Regions from separate parts of the Homo sapiens genome. Here region 1 is linked to region 2. Evidence: chromatin contacts called from ENCODE Hi-C or POLR2A ChIA-PET data. All regions are on one chromosome and are shown on one strand. The core of a region is the stretch at or near the end of the contact, and the rest is flanking DNA. Distances in the headings are between cores, read along the strand shown. Region 1 overlaps LINC01503 (long intergenic non-protein coding RNA 1503). Region 2 has its middle 11 kb from the start of LINC02975.

The links. Hi-C counts contacts between places; a loop is a spot of excess contacts on that map. ChIA-PET counts read pairs that join two places held with the same protein, here RNA polymerase II (POLR2A). Pooled maps may share reads with other maps.
Region 1: a map of tibial artery shows a loop between it and region 2 (7-fold over the local background). The contact joins two enhancer-like sites. A Hi-C loop is called at or near these places in 5 of 168 maps with a recorded cell type or tissue (DLD1, PC-9, astrocyte of the spinal cord and 2 more), 11 of 37 single-sample maps with no recorded cell type and 10 of 50 pooled maps. POLR2A ChIA-PET finds 5 or more read pairs at or near these places in 7 of 52 experiments (Caco-2, HepG2, MCF 10A and 3 more).

Annotation. Positions count from the first base shown.
Region 1 is chr9:129,342,272-129,345,552 of GRCh38, forward strand. All of the region lies in intron 3 of LINC01503 (long intergenic non-protein coding RNA 1503), which reads left to right. Among named protein-coding and RNA genes, the nearest start is that of LINC01503, 7.0 kb to the left of the region's middle. Within about 2 kb of position 1,685, at least 21 of the 41 ENCODE cell types and tissues checked have a DNase peak (open chromatin) inside an H3K27ac peak, as active enhancers do.
Region 2 is chr9:129,269,394-129,272,645 of GRCh38, forward strand. No RefSeq gene overlaps it. Among named protein-coding and RNA genes, the nearest start is that of LINC02975, 11 kb to the right of the region's middle. Within about 2 kb of position 1,490, at least 6 of the 41 ENCODE cell types and tissues checked have a DNase peak (open chromatin) inside an H3K27ac peak, as active enhancers do.

The sequences.
Region 1 (3,281 bases), core at 435-2,934, 73 kb after region 2:
CAGGTTTAGTGATGAAACCCCGTCTCTACTAAAAAAAAAAAAACCAAAAATTAGCTGGGCGCAGTGATGCACGCCTGTAACCCCAGCTGCTCAGGAGGCTGAGGCAGGAGAATCGCTTGAACTTGGGAGGCGGAGGTTGCGGTGAGCCAAAATCGTGACACTGCACTCCAGCTTGGGGGCAACAGAGCAAGACTTGTCTCAAAAAAAAAAATATATATATATATATGTATATGTGTATATATACACACACACACACATATATATATATGCAAGGGGATGGAAGGATGGACACAGGCATGGGTTTGGGCCACACAGTCTTGCTGGGCCTCCTGCCCATGGCCCTCCTGGGGTCCGGAACCTGGCAGAGGCTGAGGTTCCGGAGAAGTTGGGCCCCCAGCCTGTTCACTGGGGCACAGGTCACGCTGTAGACGCAGCCCCACTAGCTTGTTTAGGGGTCGAGGACTCCTACAACATCCCCGGGAGGGGGGTGGCACTGGGACCCTTATTTCCTCCTGTGGAAGCAGAACCAGGTGACCCTCGCCCCCCGGCTGGCTGTGGTGCTGTGTGTCACCCGGCTGGGTCAGGCCCTGACACCGAGCAGGGTTCACTGTGGCTCTTGAAGACCTTGTTGTTGGGGCTGAAACGCATCTGCACCTCCACCTGGGTCCTCCGTCCCTCAGGGTGGGTGTTTATTCCCAAGCAAGGGGTCACCCAGAGAGCAGCCCAAAACCTCCCTTGAGTCCTGAGGAAGGGGCAGCCAGAGGCTGGGCTGGGAGGAGGCGTGGCAGGCGTTGGGAGCAGCTGCTCCAAGTGCAGTGACCATATTTTTCTGAGCTGAAAAATGAGGACACAGGATGTAGCTGAGGGCTTTCTCAGGTTGGTTCACTTAATGAAGGGGAAAAAACCTTCCAAAGGTATGAAAGTTAAAGCTTATTTAGTTATGTGGGGAATAGCTTGTTTTTGTGGAAGGAACCTGAGTTTCCAAAATCAGGGGTTTTCTGGAAAGGAATAATTCCATTTGGCTAATATTTGGGGGGCACCTGGACCAACCTTGTCTTTAGTGGGAAGCAAAGCAGGCATGATCCTGGCCTCACAGAGTGACGTAGGGAGACGGACAGTATTCCAATAATTTCATGGTTCAGAGGTCTTTTAGGAGGTAACTGATGAAGAGGGAGCGCAGGATGGGGTGGGGAAAGCACATTCCAGGCAGGGAACAGCATATGCAAAGGCCCTGTGGCTGGAGGGAGAGCTTCGCGTTTGAGGGACAGGAGGGCAGCCCCGAATGTGACGAGCGAGAGGGAGAGGAGGATGGAGATGTGGGCAGGGGTCAGTCTGGGCGGTGGCCAGCAGCCATGAGAGTGTGATGGGCTGTCTCTGGCAGGCAGTGGGGGAGCCATGGATGGTTGGACACAGGCGTGACCTGGTCATCCTGGTGGATGTTGATGGTGATGAGGAGAAGGATGGGGTTGAGAATCGTAGGAGGTACTGAGTTCTTACCGCGTGCCAAGCACCATTTCACAGATCGAAGTGAGGGCTGGGGAGGGGAAGTGACTTATCCAGGTCACACCACTGGCAAATGGCAGAAATGGGACTCAGACCGCATCTGTCTGGCCACACAGTCCGCACGCTCGTCCTGCATGTCCTGTACACACTGTACACAGAGCTGCCCTTTGTCTGGATGCGGAAGCCAAGGGACATGCAGACGACCCTGTCACCTGCCTCCCTGTGGTGCTGACTCCTCTCTGCTCTGAGTTCCAGGCTGGGTGGGGACTGCAGGTCACAGGATTGGCCGGAGCTGGAAAAGCCCAGCTCAGTTCCTGCTGAGGCCCAGCAGGGGAAGGAGAGGTTGCAACATCGGCGGAGGCTGAGGTTCCGGAGAAGTTGGGCCCCCAGCCTGTTCACTGGGGCACAGGTCACACTGCAGACGCAGCCCCACTAGCTTGTTTGGGGCTCGAGGACTCCCACAACATCCCCGGGAGGGGGGTGGCACCGGGACCCTCATTTCCTCCTGTGGAAGCAGAACCAGGTGACTGCACTGCTGTAGACCCACCAGCGGCATTGAAAAAACCCTCACCAGGCTGGGCGAGGTGGCTCATGACTGTAACTCCAGCACTTTGGGAGGCCAAGGCAGGCAGATCAATTGAGGTCAGGAGTTCAAGACCAGCCTGGTCAACAAGGTGAAATCCCATCTCTACCCAAAATACAAAAACTAGTCCGGTGTGGTGGTATGCACCCGTAATCCCACTACTCAGGAGGCTGAGGCAGGAGAATCGCTTGAACCCGGGAGGCGGAGGTTGCAGTGAACCGAGATTGCGCCACTGCACTGCAGCCTGGGCGACAGAGTAAGACTCTGTCTCAAAAAAAAAAAAAAAAAAAAAAGAAAGAAAAGAAAAAAGAAAAAGCCCTTATCCCCTCCTTAATCATTAGGGAAATGCAGATGAAAACCCGGATGAGACGTCACCTCCCACCCATTAGGATGGCTACTATCAGGAACCAGAAAGAACAAGGGCTGGTGGGGAGGAGGTGGAGAAATTGGAACTCTCAAGCATTGCTGGTAGGAATGAAAATGGTGCAGCCGCTGTGGAAAACAGCATGGCAGTTCCTCAAAAAAAGTAAAAATAGAATTACCATATGATCTAGCATTTCCACTTCTGGGTATGTACCCAAACGCGTTGAAAGCAAGGCCTCGAAGACATATTCATGCTCCCATCTTCATAGCAACATCACTCACAATAGCCAGAAGGTGGAAGCAACTCAAGTGTCCTTGAATGCAGGAATAAACAAAATTTGATACATACGTACAATGGAATATTATTTAGCCATAAAAAGGAAATTCTGACACACGCTATAACATGGATGAACCTTGAAGACATTACGCTAAGTAAAATAGCCTGTCACAAAAGGACAAATACAATAGGATTCCACTTATGTGAGGCTCTAAAGAAGTCACATTCATAGAGACAGAGAGTGGAATGGTGATGGCCAGGGAGAAGGAGGAGTTAGTATTTCACGGGTACAGAGTTTAAGTTTTACAGGATGAAAAGAGTTCTGTGGGTGGATGGTGGTGACCGTTGCACAATAGCATGAATGTACTTAACACTACAGAACTACACACTTAAAAATGGTTAAGATGGCACATTTTATGTGTATTTTAAAAAATTTTTATTCTCAGTTCTCTTATGTTATTGACAGCTGGCTTTCTTTTAAGTTTTTTTTCTTTTTTCTTTTTTGAGACAGTGTCTCACTCTGTCACTCAGGCTGAAGTGTTGTGGAACCACCAC
Region 2 (3,252 bases), core at 240-2,739:
GGGAGGCTGAGGCATGAGATCACTTGAATCCGGGAGGTGGAGGTTGCAGTAAGCTGAGATCATATCACCGTACTCCAGCCTGGGTGACAAAATGAAACTCTGCCTCAAAAAAAAAAGATACCCTTTTAGGCTGATTTATTATTATTGTTACTATTACTTAACATTTATCACAACCTTTCACCATATTATTAAATCACTTTTTTTTTGAGACAGAGTCTTGCTCCATTGCTCAGGCTGAAGTGCAGTGGTGCAATCTCGGCTCACTGCAACCTCCACCTCCCTGGCTCAGGTGATCCTCCCACCTCCACCTACCAAGTAGCTGGGACTACAGGCGCCTGCCACCATGCCCAACTAATTTTTGTATTTATTTATTTATTTTTGAGATGGAGTTTCGCTCTCGTTGCCCAGGCTGCAGTGCAAATGGCGCGATCTTGGCTCACTGCAATCTCCGCCTCCCAGGTTCAAGTGATTCTCCTGCCTCAGCCTCCCGAGTAGCTGGGATTACAGGCATGCGCCACCACGCCTGGCTAATTTTGTATTTTTAGTAGAGACAGGGTTTCTCCATGTTGGTCAGGTTGGTCTCAAATTTCCAACATCAGGTGATCCGCCCACCTCGGCCTCCCAAATTGCTGGGATTATAGGCATGAGCCACTGCGCCTGGCCTAATTTTTGTATTTTTAGTAGAGATGGGGTCTCACCATGTTGGCCAGGCTGGTCTTGAACTCTTGGCCTCAAGTGTTCCGACTGCCTCAGCCTCCCAAATTGCTGGGATTAGAGCCATGAGCCACCATGCTGGGCCCATATCATGAAACCACTTTTGACAGCATAATTTTAATGGTGGCACAGAGTCCGTTATCATTATTTATTTACCCAGTCCCGTGTGGATATGTAGGTTGCTTCTGACATTTGCGTTTGTATGTCATGCTCCAGTGAACATCCTGGTGATCAACTGGGTGGCCCCATCTGCAGATGCACTTGTGAAACCTACCTTGGTTTCCTGCCTGAGCCTCTCCTGTATCGGTGCTTAAAAGGGTGCCCTAACTCTGCAGAAACTATCAGTAGAAATGAGTGTAGGGGGCCAGGCGCGATGGCTCACGCCTGCAATCTCAGCACTTTGGGAAGCCAAGGTTGGTGGATCACTTGAGGTCAGGAGTTCGAGACCAGCCTGGCCAATATGGTGAAACCCCGCCTCGAATAAAAATACAAAAATTAGCTGGGCTTGATGGCGCGAGCCTGTAATCCCAGCTGCTTGGGAGGCTGAGGCAGGAGAATCACCTGAACCTGGGAGGCAGAGGTTGCAATGAGCTGAGATTGCACCATTGTACTCCAGCCTGGGTAACAGAGTGAGACTCTGTGTCAAAACAAAAAAACAGAAGAGTGTAGGGGGTGAAATGTACGTTCTTGGGCTAAGTTGTGTGAAAAGCCTGGATTTTCCAGATCTGATCTCCTTTTGCCCTGTGCCCCCTTTCCTGCTGATGTCTTGGCAGTGGGGAGAGGAGGGGTGACAAAACCGAAAGTCTCTCTTTTTTTTTTTTTGTAAAGTCGTCTCTTACAGGAAAATATGTGGTCCTTTCAAAGCCCTATCCCTTGTAAGGGTGGTTTCTCTGCACTCGGGGGGGTCTCCCTCCTGTTTCCTTTTGAAGATGGTGTCTGGCTGTGTGGAGAAGCTTGCATGGGCCAGGACAGGAGTCTCTTGCCCTACTTGCCATCACTGGACCTGCTCAGGAGGGGCGGGTCTGGTCTGCCCTGGTCTCCGGGAACCGCATCCACGTTCTCTGAGGCTGACTGGACTTCGCTTTGCCCTGAAAACTTCCAATTCACAGTCAATCTTCTTCCCATATGTTGTTTTTTTCTGTGGCTGCTCTAATAAAGTCCCACAAACCCGGTGGTTGAAAACCACAGAAATGTGTTCTCTCACAGTCCCAGAGGCCAGAAGTCTGAAATCAATGTGTGGGCAGTGCCGTGCCTCCTCTGAAACCTCTAGGGGAAGGTCCTTTCTTGCCTTTCCGGCTTTAGCCCCAGACTTACAAATGCATCTCTCCACTCTCTGCCTCCAATGTCACATGGCATTTTCCTCTTCTTCTAAGAACACCACTCATATTGGATTAGGCCCCACCTAATGACCTCTTCTTAATTATATCTGCAAGGACCTTTATTTCCAAATAAGGTCACATTCACAGGTACTGGGGGTTAGGGCCGCAGCATATCTTTTTTGGGGACACACTTCAACCCATAAGACCATCCCATTCAGTTCCTGGGCTTCCTCCACTCAGCTGCAGGGGTTGGGGGTCTCTGTGAGACTGTCCTCAGCCCCTCTGCCTGGGGACTGGGGACCCTCAGTCATTTCCATCTGCTGCAGCCTGGCCACACTGGGTGCAATGTCAGGCCTAAGGTGAGCCTCGCAGACCCCTTAGGATGCATCCTGGGGACATAGGCACCAGCTCTGATGTCCTCGGATCCCCCAAACCTATCTGAATCTTTCTACTGCCCCCAGACGCCTCACGCCTGACTTTCAGCCTCCCTTCCCCTCCTCCTGCCCTGAAAGGGGCTTCCAGTCCCCGCTGCTGTCTAGCAGGGACTCTCCTTTTGTCACAGTCCCCTTCTTCCCTAGTCAGGGATGCAGATGGTATCCACACGGCTCTTCATGGGACCAAACGCTTCATGGTTTAAGTTTTATGGTAGGGAGATGCTGGGGAGAGAGAAAATGTACTGAATTAGCAACAGGGGAGACACAGCAGGAAACATTTCCACAATTCTATGCCTGTTGAAATGATTTTGATGTTGAGCCCTATTTGCCTTGACCTTTTTTCTTGTTTTTTTTTTGAGATGAAGTCTTGCTCTGTTGCCCAGGCTGGAGTGCAGTGGTGTGATCTCAGTTCACTGCAACCTCCACCTCCCGGGTTCAAGCAATTCTCCTGCCTCAGCCTCCTGAGTAGCTGGGATTACAGGCATGCACCGCCACGTCATGCTAATGTTTGTATTTTTAGTAGAGACTGGGTTTCACCATGTTGGCCAGGCTGTTCTTGAACTCCTGACTTCAGTGATCCGCCCATCTTGGCCTCCCAAAGTGCTGGGATTACAGGGGTGAGCCACTGCGCCTGACCTTGCCTTGACATTTGAAAGGCTAAACAAGGCAAACCCTGGCCTTATTTCCTCCCCCAGCCCAGTTACCCGCTCAGCCAGCCCAGCCATGCTTCCCAGTCAGTCTCCCACTGCTCCTGGCCTCTTCTGGCCCCTTGGCACACGTTCTCA